Linked DNA regions of Mus musculus: region 1 is linked to region 2. Evidence: chromatin loops called from intact Hi-C (ENCODE). Cell type or tissue: heart. All regions are shown on one strand.

The links. Hi-C counts contacts between places; a loop is a spot of excess contacts. Peaks named below come from ENCODE experiments on the same cell type or tissue, not always from the same donor. Only the 100,000 strongest peaks of a DNase experiment are listed, where the experiment ranks them.
Region 1: a loop joins it to region 2, with 2.2 times the contacts of the local background. A loop is called at or near these places in 2 of 42 quality-filtered maps.

What each region holds. Positions count from the first base shown.
Region 1 is chr9:51,073,225-51,081,224 of GRCm38, forward strand. Layn (layilin) reads right to left here and starts at 3,870. Exons shown (of 8, transcript NM_001033534.1): 1 at 3,662-3,870; 2 at 3,098-3,121; 3 at 624-921. The coding sequence starts at 3,746. In heart, a CTCF peak has its summit at 4,022; DNase peaks (open chromatin) are centred at 2,767, 3,197 and 3,927; H3K4me3 peaks cover 2,046 bases; H3K27ac peaks cover 1,698 bases.
Region 2 is chr9:51,148,853-51,156,852 of GRCm38, forward strand. It overlaps Gm32742, which reads right to left. Exons shown (of 31, transcript XM_017313740.1): 9 at 7,788-7,950; 10 at 6,953-7,132; 11 at 5,407-5,581; 12 at 4,315-4,430; 13 at 3,551-3,670; 14 at 3,142-3,377; 15 at 2,861-2,982; 16 at 1,954-2,184; 17 at 963-1,298; 18 at 212-592. Among named protein-coding and RNA genes, the nearest start is that of Gm32742, 16 kb to the right of the region's middle. In heart, a CTCF peak has its summit at 3,750 (motif pointing left); no DNase peak of the experiment used is centred here; H3K4me3 peaks cover 457 bases; H3K27me3 peaks cover 2,140 bases.

The sequences.
Region 1 (8,000 bases), 76 kb before region 2:
AAATGTTCTTCCATGTCCCTGTATCTTTTAGGAAGAGATGATGACAATGTCATTGTGGACAGTGGGTTATCAGTGTTCATCAGGATCTTGATGCTGTGAGATTGTTTCCTACAAACTGCTGCTTTCTTAATGTTTGGTTGTGAGCCTAGCATTTGATGGCTGAGCCATCTCTCCAGCCCAACTGCAGCTTTCTTAAAGTCTCCACCCTTGGTCAGTTGGTAGAGTAAAATACTGGCTCTGATTCTTTTTTTTTCAGTTTATCACTCTCCCCTGTGGTCTGGAGTCCTTCCCTTGTCCCATCTTTATGTACCTTTAGTTTCTCAATACAGTCTTATCTTATCTCCAAGGGTCAGAGAGCCAGAACCACAGGCCCTCACACATGGCATGCTATTGAAAAACATTCGGCTGGGCTTCACCCGCCTGAACAGGGCACTTTGGGCCCAACTCAATGCTGAGTTTGCCACCTGTGTCATACTGCCCTGGTCGGTGGTCATGGTCATTCTGTTGGCATTGCCACCATGGCTCTGTCTGGACTTTCTTGTGATTCTGACACCATGGGTCCTGCTCATCTCTTTTCTGAGCTATGTTAAGGGAATCAGCCGCCGTGGGATCCACATGCTTACCTAAACTGTGATGTGCTTCCATCTGTCCAAGCATAAAGGTCCTGGCAGGCTGTGTTATTGCTCTGTTTCTCCTCCAGCCTCTTGAGGCCAATCCAGAAGTCACCATCAGATGCCAGGAGGTTTTCAATGAACTTTTCTATCAACCTCTGCTCATCCTCTGTCTCAATGCTGACGAGCTGTCCCCCATCCTCCATGCAGGTTTCTTTGGCTTCCTCAAAGTTCAGTCTTTGAAAGGCGTCATGGAAATAAATGACTTTATAGCAAGGCCTCCGTGTTCCTCCTCGGCAGACCAGCTGCCCTAGAGAGAGAGAGAGAGAGAGAGAGAGAGAGAGAGAGAGAGAGAGGTCGGGGAGGTAGGGGAAAGAGAAAGCAACCTGTCTCAGTTCTCCATTAAAGTATACCAGAGCAGATGTACTTAGAAACATCTCAATGAAGCTTCCTCTGGGCAGGAATTCTGATTGTCCATCTTTGGACTGTTACCACTCAGGCTTTCTAGAGAAAATTAGTACTCTTTGCAACACAAAGTTAAAGTGATTTTAAATGCTGATGTCTGTATTGTGTAGGGGATCTGTGTTTTTGTTCCAGTGCAGATTGATGAAGATATTTCTATATTTTAAAATAAGTAGGAAAATATTACGGCTTCACTTGATGTGTACAAAGATGATGTTCATGCTCTTAGGGAGTCTTGTGAAATTATGGGACTTAGAATAAGAGTTGCTGTGAAGTGCTTCCTTCAGTGTAGAGGGACACTCTGACGTCAGTTGTGGATTCCTCTACCCTGAAATCCCCTGTCTATGCAGTGGAACTAACTTGCTCATCTCTGGTGAGCAGAAGCTAAGAGCTTTTGTGGGGTTTTCTGCTACTGATGGTCAGATCTCTAACCTAAAGACAATAGCTAGAGTTTATTGAACTCTTTCCATGTCCCAAGGCTATGGTCAAAGTTTTATAATTTCCTTTGGTTCTCATAACAGTCTTCTGTGTCAGGACTGTTTATGTCTCACTTTATAAGTGAGAAAACTGAAGCTCATAGTAAGTGATTTGTCATAAACTATCGGGAGCATTAGCAGAGGCAGAATCCAGATCTGAGTATTGAGTCATACCAGAACCACTGAACTGTCTTGATGGCTCCACATTCCCCTACAGACTCAGCTTGCACTGGGAGCCCATCTCTCATTTGATTGACACTTGAAGGACTGAAGACTGTTTCAGAAAAATGGATGAGATTCCACTGAGCAGCAAGTAGCAAGCTGTTCACTAGCACAGGCTGCCCTAGCTTGTATCTGGATGACTGGAGTCTTGCTGCAGCTGAAACCCATCCCAGTCACCCCTCTGTTCAGTCAGCATTTATTGGGTAAATCCCCCTCGCTTGGTGTGCTAGGTATTGAGAATACAGAAATGCCAATTCCTAACCCACAGGAGCCCACAGCATGATTCTGGATGTAAGGGTACAAAATAAAAACCAAATTTCAACAAGGAAACCAGTCCCTGTAATGAAAGAGCCAAACTTCAGGCTACAGGTGTGAATTGCTGCCATGGAAGAAGGCGTAAATGATTTTATATTGTCAGACTTTCTGGAATGTTTTAATATCCCCAAGATTTCAGCTCTGTAGAAAGCCAGACGATGGTTTTTTTTTTTTATGTCCATTAATTGTCCAGCATACAAACCAAAAGGCCACAGACAGTGCTATCTATGAGGGAGCTATACAAGATTCTCCCCAAATCTCCATGCTTTGATAAACTCTCAGTGGACAAGGAGCTGGGAGCATCCTGTACTTGCCTGCCTTGTTAGAGGTTTCTAACAGAACAGGCTCCCAGCGGATGAGAGTGCTCAGATGCTGGGCTTCTCACCGGGGAAGTGTTCCAGAGAGGAGAATGCAGGCATTGGAGGACTGCAAAGAGCCCTGAACACCCCCAAACCTGGTACAAGAGAAGCTGCAGTTGCTTTTACTAGTGGTCCCGCCTGCCTTTCCAGGCCAGACTGCCAAGAGAAAGCTTAACACCTTGATAGAGTTTCCTGTATGGTCCAGGCTGGCGGCATATGTCTAGTGTATGCTAGTGAGTTCTAGGGAGTACCAGAGCTGGAAGGAGGCCCAGGACCCATCTGGTTCCCCTGCCTTCAGGAAGTGTCTTTCTTTTCTCATTTGCAGGAAGGGGAAGGGCAGGCAGGAGGTCTCCTGTCACCAAGCACAGAGCCATGCAGCCCTAACCCTCCCAGTGGCGTCAGCAGCTCCTCTGCTTAGCCAAACACCCCCTCCCAATCCTGAAACCAAAGTTAGATTTCTTAAACCAGACCCACAAGCTAGAATACAGTGGAGATTCCAATTCTACTCCATCCCTCTTGGCCAAAGGGAACCTGATAAAAAGATACCGATCGCTCCCCGCCCACGCTCCTCCCACCCACCCCCCAACCCCCCCCCCCACCCCCGCGCCCCATGCAGACCTAGTGGAACAAGAAAGAAGTCGGACCACTGTACCTCCTCTGGGGTCCAAGTCCGAGGCTGCAGTGACACACACACAGGGAAGGAAGCAGAGAGTCACTCTTGGAGCCTGGCAGGGCTGGTTCCTGGCTAACTAGGCGCTTTCCCAATCTCCAAGCATTTCCAGGCCAGCCACCCTCCCCTCAGAGGAGAGTAACAGGTACAGTTCCCATAGCCCTGCGGATCCAGGATCGGCTGCCTCCACTAGAAGGGTCCAGGCAGCATGGCGCTCAAGGGGCACTCACTGGAAGAAGTTTGCCAACTGCCCCACCCAAGCTACATCCTCCTCACCCCTTAGTAACCCCGGGGAGAGAACTGACTTCCAGCGTTGCGGATACCTAGGGTGGCCCCAGGAACTGGAGCTGGTTGCATTTTTGCTCCCTGGAAGCAGAGAATTCAAGAAGGCTGATTGGGTCCGGGGTTGGATCTGGGGATTGCCCCACTACATAAAGGGGCCAGGGTGCAGTGACCCTGAAGACAGTCCTCAACTGCTGAGGTTTACTGGGTGCATCAACCCCAGGTGCTCTGGCACCAGCCCTCTCCCCCAGGACACACACTCACCGCTCAGCAGGCGACCCTTCGAATCCCTCGGTTTGGCCAGCAGCACCGCCAGCAACATAGCCTGCAGCGCTGCTCCCGGCTGCATGGCTGGACTCCAGTGCCTCCCGACACCCTGGGACTAAGGCAGAGAAGTGGGCAAGTAGACGACTGCGTTTGAGCAACTGCAACCAAGGCAGCTGCATCTCCCAAGGATCCACAGACCCCGCACTGGGCGGAGTCCGGGAGGGCTCTGAGTCGTTGGTTGCCCATCCACCCCCTGGGACGTCACTGCGGGGGAAGGCAGCCCCTTGGGCTGGCCCGCCCCCAACGTCTAGTGCTCTGGACTCCAGAAACTGCTAACTCAGGGGGAGTAGCCAACGGAAGGGGCCGCTCTTTGCAGAGAGCCGCCCAGGGAGATTCTGAGTTTGCCTAAGAGAAAAATCCCACTAGTTTTTGAACTCCCAGAAGGTGGAAAGCGGGTACTGTACTTTCAAACAGTATAGCCTCTTGCCCTCATCACTACCCAGCTCTAGTGGGCTAAAGTAGCAAAACCCCTACTTACACCACAGTAAGCGTCAGACCAGGGCAGCACCTGGGAAAGAACTTGAGCAAGGGAGGAACAGATTCTCAAGCAGGCAGTGTGTCTACTGACTAGAGGCATTTCAGACTTGGCCTGAGGGAGACCTCCAGCAGAAGCTAGAGTATTCCAGATCTCAACCAGAAAGACACTTTGCTTTGTGTAGGGCACATATTGGAAGATAGGAGTGGTTTAGTGGAGTTCAGCTTTTGGTGGACAGAAAAATGACTCCCGTTGCAAAGAATGATCCTATTCTTCCTATGGAAGCTTTCATAACCAACCCAAGTGTATGCTCCCCTTTACACTCCCACAGTAGTTGTGTTTACATGTGTGTTCTCAAATACATTCGCACAGTAGATCCAGTCTCCCATCGAAAATCTATGAAGTAGAAAGCTGAGAGTTCATTGATCTTTCCGGTATACTATGGTATTGCGAAGCGTAGCAGAAACCACATCTCGGTTACTGCCTTCTGGATTTTGGTTCCAGTTTGCTTCTGTTTTCCTGTTTATCCAGCTTTTCAGCAGAGCAGTCAGAAAAGCAGAGAAGGGGCCCTGAGAAATGGACCAGTGGTTAAGAGCAGTCATTACTCTTGCATAGGACTGGGTTCAATCCCAGCACCGGGCAGTGGCTCACAATCAACTGTAACTCCAGTTCCAGGGATCTCCTGTCTTCTTCTGGCCCAGAGGCACGAGGCTTGCATGTGATGCACATACATACATACATACATGCTGGGAAAACACCCACAACACATAAAATGCAAATAAATAAATCTTTTAAGAAACGAAGCAGAGGTGCTTCCACACTCTTGACACACTTGTTCTAAACAGGCCTGAGATAAAGCAGGAGTAGGGATGGATCTGTCTTAGCTCCAGCTGAGAACAGAGCAGGAGCTGTGTGATTACAGAACCCCGGCACCAACAGGTGGGGACTGGCAACCCTTTCCTGTGTTCCGGTTAGACTATCTCACACCAACCATTCTCTCTAGACTGTCTCCCCAGCAAAGCAACTGTGGTGGTGGTGGGACACAGAAGTGGCACCTGATGGTCTGCTTGAAACGCTGCATTTCCTTGGTGTCTGTGTGTCCGTTGGCAAGTCATTTTATTCATTATATATCTTGATGGCATTAATAATTGCCATAACAGTTTTGTGATGGTTTGCCGAGGCAAATATGTATGAAAATGTGCAGTTATACTTGACTTAATGTCATCTTAAATAATTTATTTCTAATATTACAAGATCTGTTTCACTTATGAAACTACCACATTGCTTTAAATAATTGTGTCTTCAGTTCTCCCTTTGACACTCTGACTTTGGTCCATATCGGGGCTTTGTTAGCAGATGCAATTAACTGAGTGTAGTGGCTTACAGTAATGACCCCAATACTTCCCACCTCCCAGGATACATATTCTTTATTATGCTAATAGAGTTCTCTTTACTAAAAAAGTAGAATGTTTCCCTAGGCCGTGAGAGTTATTAATCAATGGAATAAACCAGGACTTGGAGCCCACAGCAGAAAACCCCTTTCCTGTTCTTATTCTCTTTCATCGTCTGACTCTCTGAGAGGAGCAGGCCTCAGATATCCTACTGGTTCATGAGTGTCCCCAAGAGGGTGGTATGTGATGCAGTCCATTGGCAGAGTGCTTCAAGTAGCCTGGAATCAGATCAGTCAGAACCTGAGCTGACCTTGTATGAGCTCCAAAGATTGCTTTAGAACTCTTTGTTAAGTGGTCCTGTTGTAGTAAGAACTACCTGTTATTCCTGGCAACTCAGGCATGTGCCACTGTGGGAGGGCTAGTTGACAAGAAAACTCATAATGCGTTATTTTCCTTGGTAAAATTTCTTTGGCCCAGGATCCATTCCTCAGCTTGATGAGCTCAAAGTTAATTAAAAAACCAGTTAAAATGCTTTTTTTGCACTTTGGAATATTCACACATATATAATGAGATATTTTGGTGATAAGACCCAATTTCAAACCCAGAATTGTTTCCTATACATCTTATAACACAGTCTGAAAGTAATGTTCTATAATACAATTTCTGTGCTTTGTATGTGTGGTACATGTATGTATGCATTTGTGTGTGTGTGTGTGTGTGTGTGTGTGTGTGTGTGTGTGTACTTATGCATGACTTATGGCGGCCAGACATTGGGTGACATTGGGTGTCTTCCTCCACTTCTTATTTTGTGCTTATTTTACTATCCATATCACTTTTTGAGACTATGTCTCTGCTGAATTTGGAGCTCACCAATTGCCTAGATTGGTAGGCTAGTGAGAGCCATGTCACCTCTACAGATCCTCCAGTCTCTGCCTCCAAGACTGGGATTGTAGGTGCTGATATTGTATGTCTGGCCTTTTGTGGAGATGCTAGGGATCCAAACACAGGTTCTCATGCTTATGTGAGAAGCACTCATGGCCACCAAGCCATTTCCTTAGTACCTTCTATGATACTTTTAGTGTATCTGCATTTATTCAGGTCCACTGAAGACACATTTTCTACTTCTGATAGCATACCAGCACTCAAAACACTTTGGACTGTGGATACTCGACTCCTTTTTGAACTCAGAACCTCTGGAAGAAGTCAGATTTTAGGTGTTTGGATGATGATGGCTGTAATGGTTTGTATATGCTTGGCCCAGGGAGTGGCACTATTAGAAGGTGTGGCCCTGTTTGAGTAGGTGTGGTCTTGTTGGTGTAGGTGTGTCACTGTGGACGTGGGCTTTTAGACCCTCAATCTAGCTGCCTGGAAGCCAGTATTTTGCTAGCAGACTTCAGATAAGATGTAGAATTCTCAACTCCTCTTGAACCATGTCTGCTGGGATGCCTCCATATTCTGCCTTCATGATAATGGATTGAACCTCTGAATCTGTAAGCCAGTCCCAATTAAATGTTGTTCTTTATAAGAGTTGCCTTAGGGACTGCAGAGATGGCTCAGCGGTTAGGAGCACTGACTGCTCTTCCAGAGGTCCTGAGTTCAATTACCAGCAACCACATGGTGACTATAACCATCTGTAACGGTATCTGATGCCCTCTTCTCATGTGTCTGAAGAAAGTGACAGTAAATTCATAAACATAAAACAAATCTTTAAAAAAATTTAAAAAGTTGCCATTGTCATGGTGTCTGGTCACAGCAGTTAAACCCTAACTAAGACAGCTGCTTAACTTGTAATATGTTTACACAGAGGATTATAATCCTAGGGTAAACCAGTGGTTGGCCTGCAGAGCATATTGTCTTCCTTTCGGCAATGAAAGAATTCCCAGTGAGTGTAGAATCAGAGAAAAAGACATTAGTTGTATGATATAGAACTTCAGACTTTGACAACCTGCTGTCAGTCTCCATGATCGCCACCTGTGTGAGAAATACTTCACTGTGCCAGTATACACAGGATGCTTTGATGTGTAGAAGGAACAAATCCTTAACTGTCTGCTCTCCAGTATATGCCAGAGGTGGGCTGTCAATAGGATTATGCAGCTGTGTATAAGACACAGCCAGCTAGGCCCATTTTTTTCATGGACCCAGTAGCAGCTCAGCTCTGGCTTCAGACCTGTTCTACAAATGGCATAAACCACATTTTGGAAAAGGAGTATTTTTAAAAGAAGGCTTTAAGCTTTTAAGAATGCTTTTTCATCTTTGCTTTATTATTTTTGCAGATAGTACCCAAATCAGGGGTCATATAGGACATTTTATTCTTGTTTATTGAATATTCATAATACAAATAAAATATATACATTGTGGAAACACCTTTCAAGTCAAACAAAAACCAGGAGTTTGGGATGATTATGATGCG
Region 2 (8,000 bases):
CACAAAGTATCAGACTTACTGGAGTAATTAGGAGGATGGACGAGGAAGGCAGCCTAAAGCCACTGACAAGAGTTTGGTCCTGAACTTGTCTCTTATTTTGGCCACACATATGCAAGGCCAGCCGAGCTGAGGCGCCCTGTTCTGTGCTGTGAGGAACTGAAATATGGAGCCATTCTGGGGCTGGGATTTCAAGGCCCAAAGCAACACATACCTATACAGCCACCACTGACTTCAATGTCATGCGCTGCTGCCAACTGCCTCTCCAGCCTCTGAGCCTGCTGGAGGATGTGGTGCAGACTGAGGGCCAGGGCTTGTCTCATGCCCTTTGTGGCAGACTCCAGCAGTTCTTGGGCCCCGGATCCTGTGGTCTCCCGACACTGCTGGAGCATCATAATCACTTGCCTCTGGGCCACCAAGACATTGGCATCCAGCAGGGCCTGTGACCCCCCTGCGTGGGCTGATATCTGCCCTGCCTGTTGGGAAGCTCCCAGGAGCCGGGCTGTCTTCCCACTCAGTGGCTCCACAAAGCTGTCACCAGGCATCAAGAGGCTCCCGGTGGCATCTCGAAGCCCTCCTACGGCAAGCACCTGACCTGGAAGCAAGACACCTAGAGGGTTAAGTGGGAAAGAGACCTGTGGTGGTATAAACATGCAAGGCACAGGGAAGAAGGAAGGCAGGGCAGGGCCACAGCAGCACCAAGGGCAAGAAAAACGGAGGAGCTGCCCTCGGGTTTACTTCTAGTGTAAACTTACCGTGGGGATACTGTGGTAGAGATGGGGGAAGAGGAGAGGGAAACTTGGAAGAAGAGGGAAGGGTTGGGAGCAGAGGTAGAGTGGAAAGAGAGAATGGGGTATCGTTTTCAGCCTGACCAGAGTATGAGGAAGATAGGAGGCTGGGAGAAACTGGGCAGCTAGGCCAGGCAGGGGCAACAGGGTGGAAGGCATTGATAGTTTCCAGGAGACCTGTGTGTTCATCCAGCCCAACGCCTAGGATTGGCACGATGCCTCCTGTGACTGGGTCCTCCATGGGTCCCCCCAGTTCCAAAGGGGCCAACGTCTTGGTGAGAGGACTGCAGTATGTTCCCCCGAGAGTGAGCCACTCCCTGGTTTGGGGATGCAAAGTCACAGCAAGCACAGGCACCTCGATGCCTGTGATGGGGTCAGACATGAGAGCCCCCAGCTGTGATGCTCTTCTTGGTTGTAGGATGGGCAGGTGAGTATCTGCTGGGCAGCCTGTGACAGGATTCGTTGGGTAGGGCATGTAGGGGAGAATAGCGGCCTCTGATGTTCGGACATCACCTGGATAGGGAGACGGGGAGGTGTTAGCAACACCCCATCTGCTAGCCTCTGCCCCACTCCCCGTTTTGTAGATCATGGAAGACAGCAGCTGTGGGACCTGCTCTCATTCATTGAACAGCTCTCTCCTCCTCTTCCCCCTCCCCTCCCCCTCATCTTCTTCCTCCTCTTCCCCTTTCTCCTCCTCCCAGTCCTTCCCTTCCTCCTCCTCCCCATCCTCCCTCTCTTTCCCCCTCCTCCTCCTCTTTCCCCTCCTCCCCCTCCTCCTCTTCCTCCTCTTCCCTCTCCTCCCCCTCCTCCCCCTCCTCCTCTTCCCTCTCCTCCCCCCCCTCCTCCTCCTCTTTCCCCTCTTTCTTTCTTTTGACAGAGTCTCTCTGTGAAGCCTCTCTGGCACTAAACTCACTCTGTAGACCAGGCTGGCCTCAAACTCACAAGAGATCCACCTGCTTCTGCCTCCCCACTGCTGGAGTAAAGGCGTGCGCCACCCGAATCCAGCAGAAGTCATGGGTGAGGTGAAGGAGCAGGTGTTTACTGCTTTGCTCTGATCAAGGACAGAGCCATGCTGTGTGTGCATTCATTCTTGAGGTCCCCAGGGAGCATCGCCCTATCTCTGAAGCCCAAAATAAAGTTAGGGCTGGGAAGTGGGCCAGGGTCCTACCAGCATTAGAGTCAGCAATGGGGATCAGCCCTGAGCTCAGCAGATCATATCCCAGGTGTCCAGCCTCAGGCAGCACATGCCCAGTGTCAGGGTGGATAAAGTAGCCAGGGGGTACGGGCCCTATGTGGCCACTTGCTGGGAGTATCATCGTACAGTTGGGTCCAGGGACCATCAACTTGGTGACAGGATTCACAATGATGTCATCAGTACCCTCTTGAGGACCTGCTGGGGCTGCAGGAAAGCAAAGGCTGCCTGCTGGGCCTCTCCCGAGGTGACTGGGGAGGCTAGGAGTCTTGGCTGGAGACAGGAAGAAGTTAGCAGGAACTTTATCCCAACCTCCCAAGGATGATGCTCCCAAGAATGGTGCTCCCCAGGGTAGTGCTCCCCAGGATAGAGACTTTTTAATTTTTTTTTTTTTTGAGTTGAGCACAGAGCATCACCATTGCAATGTCCAGTATCCTCAGATTACAGGCTAGGTAAAGGTCCTTTGGGGGAAAGTTTTGTGGGTACTGAGGTGGGGCTGAGAACTTCTAGAACTTGCTCTGCCTTTAACGGATATCTTTTCAAGGCAAACCCAGCATTTTCCAAACCTGACTGTTCACATTTATCTGCTAGGCTTTTATTTTCAAGAAGTGTCATATGGTTTGCAAATCTGTCATTTGTGATGCCTTCCTTCCTCATCCTCCCTGTTTCTGAGCTCCCCTCATCTTTTGTGTGGGGCCATTGAACAGGAACTCCCTCCTGTTCCCAGGGTTCCTCGCGTCCTTCCCCTTCCACTTCTGCCTCTGCAGGTGTTTTAGGGGAAGGACTTAGGTCTTTGAGGTGCCTAACGTCCTGAATGCAGGGATTTAGTTTCAACATACGGACTAAGTTCCCATAGGTCCTTGATGAGGCCATCAGTGCTTACCTGCCTGTAGCAGCTCCGCCCCTGTTCCAGTGTCCAGGAAACCCCAAGCCTTCAAGCGGTGACCTTCTTGCAGCATGGCCTGGGACAAGCGGCCCAGCAGAGTGTCCAGCCGAGAATCCACCCTGCAGAGACACATATGGCATGCCGGTCAGAGTGCAGAGACAATGAGAGATGGAAAAAGGACACTTAACGTCGCTACTGCTGGAACTCTGTGAAGCCATCCATACTCTCTTTCCCTGGTTTGCATTCCACCCTCTGATTCAGGCTAACCAGGTACATACTCTCCAGGGCTTTGCCCAGGCTGTGGGGACGTCTCTGGGCTAGAGCTTGCAGATGCCTTCAGCAGCCACCGAGCTTCCATCAACGCTGAGTAGAAAGAGGCCCACTGGTCCTGCCTGGCACAGAGGTCTTGGTGAAGGAGCTCCAGTTGGTGAGCAAGGCTTGCTGCATACTCGCCCACCAGGCTTCGCCTCTGCCTAGACTCTTCCTCTGCAGCCATGGCAACTGCCTTAGCGGCCTGGGTCAAAGACACATTGCCCCTTTTACCTGTAGGGCTCCAAGCACCAGGGCTGGTGGGGTGGGGACGGGGGGCGGGGGCAGGGAGGAGGGACGGGGTGGGGAGGGGACAGGGCTTGGGGACTGTGAGAGGGCACAGAGGCTGGGTGGGAAGGTGCAAATTCAAAGTCCAACCTCTTGTTGCTTTCTCTGGATTAGAATCTGGTTAGTGGAAGCTGAGGTGCCACGCTGAGCACCCCACAGCTGCCGGAGAGAACCAGCTTCATTCAGAAGTTTGCGGTAGAGGACTTTGAGCTGAGAGAGAGGAATTAGTCAGTCTTGACTACCACCCAAGAGCCACCAGCTTTTTACTGTAAGCTTAGAGCGCCCTCTACTGCCAATATCTGGAGAGATGGCAGAGAACCGGCTTCTGAGGACACTTGGAAGAAATGGATAAAACTGGCAAGAATAAAGTTCTCCCCTCAAGTCAATGCTGGGGATCAAACCTCATGCATACAACACGCCAGGCGGATGCTGTCACTGAGATATATCTCCAGCTCCTGGCCAGTTTGGATACTTAGACTTCTAATGTATTGACTTATTTCCAATGTCTGTCACTGAAGACCAGGGATAGGAATCTAAGGCCTATTTGGCTTTGCCTGCCTGCCTGCCTGCCTGCCTGCCTGCCTGCCTGCCTGCCTGCCTGCCTCCCTCCCTCCCTCCCTCCCTCCCTCCCTCCCTCCCTCCCTCCCTCCCTCCCTCCCTTCCTTGTCAATTAGTCTATACGTTTCTTAATATCAGTCCTAATTAATCTGAAATTTTCTATCTTTCCTTTGCCCCGGAGTTCTTTAGGCTCCATCCCACGTCCCATTCATCCCCCCTCCCCCATTGCATCCACTTCCAGCCCTGCTTGTCTCTGCTGGCCATGAACAGAAGCACCTTTTGGGCCTTCCAGTTACCTCCTTGTTGATTTGGCTGAGACTGGCCGTCACTGTCAGAGACTGCCGATGCAGTATCCCAAAGAAGACCTCTGTGTCAAACCATTCTAGGTCTACCTGGTCCTCCCAGGTCCCACCTGTGCGAGGGATGGGCGTATGATTAGCGTCCCCACACGCAGATCTAGACACACCTTCAACGTATCTTCTTCCAGGTTCTCAGCAGATTCAGTCTGTCTCCTAAAGGCATGATGCTTGCATGGACCACAAGTGTTTCTGAGAAACTTGACCGGAATGCAGAACGCTGTGCCTGACCCCTGCCTTGTGGAGTCAGAAGACCATGGACCTCCCTCCCCACTGCTGCAAAGCCTTATGCATACTGAAGTTCTAGAGGCACAACTTAAACCCAACCCTGCTCTCTGACTGAACTTTGAGTGGCAACAGTTGGAAGGGGAGCTTCAGCAGGATGTACAATACGATCTGCAATTTGCCCCTCGGTGGTGGAACAACATAACTTGTAAGAATATAACACACCCTCCATGCTGACAGTAAAGAAAGCACTGAGTACGCAGAGACATGGAGGCAGCCTGGGTCCAACTAGCCTTCTCTCCAAGAAAAGACCCAGTCGACTATCTCACACCCACATTTGCATATCTCTGGCCTCTGTCTTATAGTCTATAAACTGTCCTGGTGGATAGAAATTAGATTCTTTCTCTGATTGGGCCAACCTAAAAATAAATTGGTTTCTTTCACCAACCTGTTTCCTAATTTCTTTTGGAATCCCGAGAATCTAGGGTCGTTGGTTCCGGATCTGTGTGTCAGTCAACAGTGGCCTGCCCCATTTCTTAATCTGAGTTCTCTGCGCATGGTTGTACTACTTTTTTACTTGACAAATTTGTGGTCAGATGTCTCTTTCCAACTCTACACTGTATTCCTAGTGCCTAGCAACATCTGTATACAGCAGCCGCTTAATAAATGCTCTCTGGGAAAACAAGTGGATGAATGATGTCTTCTAGGCAGCAGACTGAGCAAAGAGTAACCCAGGAAGTTGAAGCATGGCAGAACCTGCCAGTTGGATTTGGGGCCCTTGGAATCTAATCCCAGATTGTCACTCACCATGACTCCCTTCAGCTCTGAGGACCTCGCAGTCTCGGGGTGATTGGCCTCTCCTCACTAATATCATACCAGTCCTTGGGGACATGTAGACATCAAGATTATATCTTTGCTGGTGAGTCCTGAAGATGGGGTGTGGAGCAGCCTTCCGAGCCCAGCTGAGGCTCTTACACTGAATCTAAGGGCACACACACCGCGGGGAAAGGCAGGAAGGAGGAAGCTGAGCGGTATCCTTTCTGGAGAAGTTCCCCTCTTGGCTTGGGGGTATCTCATCTCCTTTGCTTTTACCCCATGAAAGGCCCTGTTCGATGTAGCTGCCTCTTTAACCCTTCCCTGCCCTTAGGCTGTTGTGTATTATAAACTAAAGTCTTCTCAGGAGCTCTCATTCGCTCAGTATCCTCATCTGCTGCCTAGAAAACAAGCCTTCCTTAGTCTTTTTGGCCACAGCAGAGCTAGAAAGATGAGCTGTTCTAGCCTTATCTTTGGCTGCAGAGGCAGAGGCTCCAGCCACAGCCACTTGGTCCCCAGAGCCAAAGACTGGTGTTTTGTGTCTTTGAAACATTGCTGCTAATGCTGTCATCTCTTGATATCCACAGGGACTCGTTCCAGGACTTCCCGTGGGTACCAAAACCCACAGATGCTCAAGTCTTTGGTATTAGCTGGCATGTTATTTGTTTACAACTCACCCACACCCTGTGATGTATTTCAGATCATCTATACTTATGTATATTACCCAATGCAATGTAAATACTTTGTAAATAGTTGCCCTGATGTATTGTTTAGAGAATAATGGTGAGAAAAAAATCTGTGCTTTTTCGGTATAAATGCAATTCATTGTGTGTGTGTGTGTGTGTGTGTGTGTGTGTGTGTAGGTTAATGCATCTTTTTGTCTATGCATGTGGAGGCTAGAGTCAACGCCACGTGTTGCTCCTCAGTTGCCATCCACTTGTTTTGTGAGGCAAGGTCTCTAACTGGGACCTGGGGCTTGCTGACTCGACTAGGGGTGCTGGCCAACAAGCCCCAGGGGTATCTTCATCTTCATCTCCTCAAAGCTGGGGTTACAGGCATGTGCTGCTGTGCTCAGTTTTACATGCGTGCTGGGGATCAGGTTCAGGTCTTCATGCTTGCAAGGTAAACACTTCACCTACTCACCTATCTTCCCAGCCTCTCCTGAATGCTTTGGCTGGTAGTTGATTGGATTTATAAGATACTTCTTTCTCTGGACTTTCTAACCCCCTTATTAGCACAGGGACCGTGCGTGCTCTTCTGTGTCTATCTCAGGGATTGTATCTTCTGGAAAGTCTATCCTGACCTCCCAGAGAGAATGTTCAGCCCTGTCTTTGTGTGGCCAGGGGCCCATGCAAGGCTTTACTACAGATCTGTCATATTTTGTTCTTGTATCTATTCTTCCTTCTGTTAGGCATGGCACTGGTGGCCCGAGGCCTCTGATCCTTCCTTCCATCTCCATCTTGGCAGCTATTATGATGCCTCCTACAAGCAGGATTGGAAGGAAGGGACTTGCAAGATGCTACTTGTAAGCTCTACTCACCAACAAAATCAGGCAGGGCCCTAGAAGAAACAGCATCGCCCCCAGGGCTCCTGGCCAGTGAGGCTTCTTCACTGGTTTGGGGATTTTGGCAATACCAGTCTGGATAAGATTCCTGGGTGTCGTCATGGCAAAGGGCCCATCCACAAAGCACCGGCCCCCAGCGGGGAGAGTACGGAGGTACTAGGTAGAAAGAAGCCTGTTCAGTCTTTGTGCCACCATTTGCCAGAGACTGGCAGGAGGCAGAGAGGCAGCCCAGGCATTCCAATATTAACCAGATAACCATTCATCCTTGGGGGCTAGTGGGCAAAAGTTGGGGTTTCCTGGGAAATCCATTCATATTGGATAACTCTCCATATAGAGGGAAGTGGCTATGTGCTCTGGGATTTGGTCTACAGGACTCTTAGAAGATCTCTGTCCAACAGGAGGAGATACTAAATCGCTTGTGACACAGACAAGGTAGCCAGAGGTGTAACGGCAGAGCGTAGTTCCTAAGGATAAGTTACTGTGCAGATTGGCTTAAGATGTGCAAGGATGAAAGATGGGTAGGCAGGGAAGATCAAATGGAAGGTCGTGAGAGATAAGCAAAGCTCCTAACCAGGCAGTGCACCATGCTTACACCCACCGAGCAGATCGGTCCTAACACATCATATACTGGGCTACTATGATGGGGACCTCAGTGAACCCCAAACCATATCTTAGGGTTATGAGAACCTGAACGTTTGATGGTGCCAAATAATCCCTTTCTGTCATTGGTTTTTGTTTGCTTGTTTTGTTTTGTTTTTGAGGGGGAAATGATCGCCGAGGTCTTAAACAAGGCATACTATCACAGACTAACCATCTTCCGATGCCGGTTGCTGTTTAGATGGAAGACGTAGACTCCCGGTAGCTGGAACTGCTGCAGGAAGAGGCGGGGCCTTTGCTCAGAGAGCTGAGACTCCTCAGCCAGGGCCCGGAAGCGCCCCCAGTCAAACTGCTGCAGTGTGTTGTAGAAGTGGCCCCTGGGCGTGGAGAGAGTAGGGCATGTTACCTTTTGCTGGTAGTGCCTGAT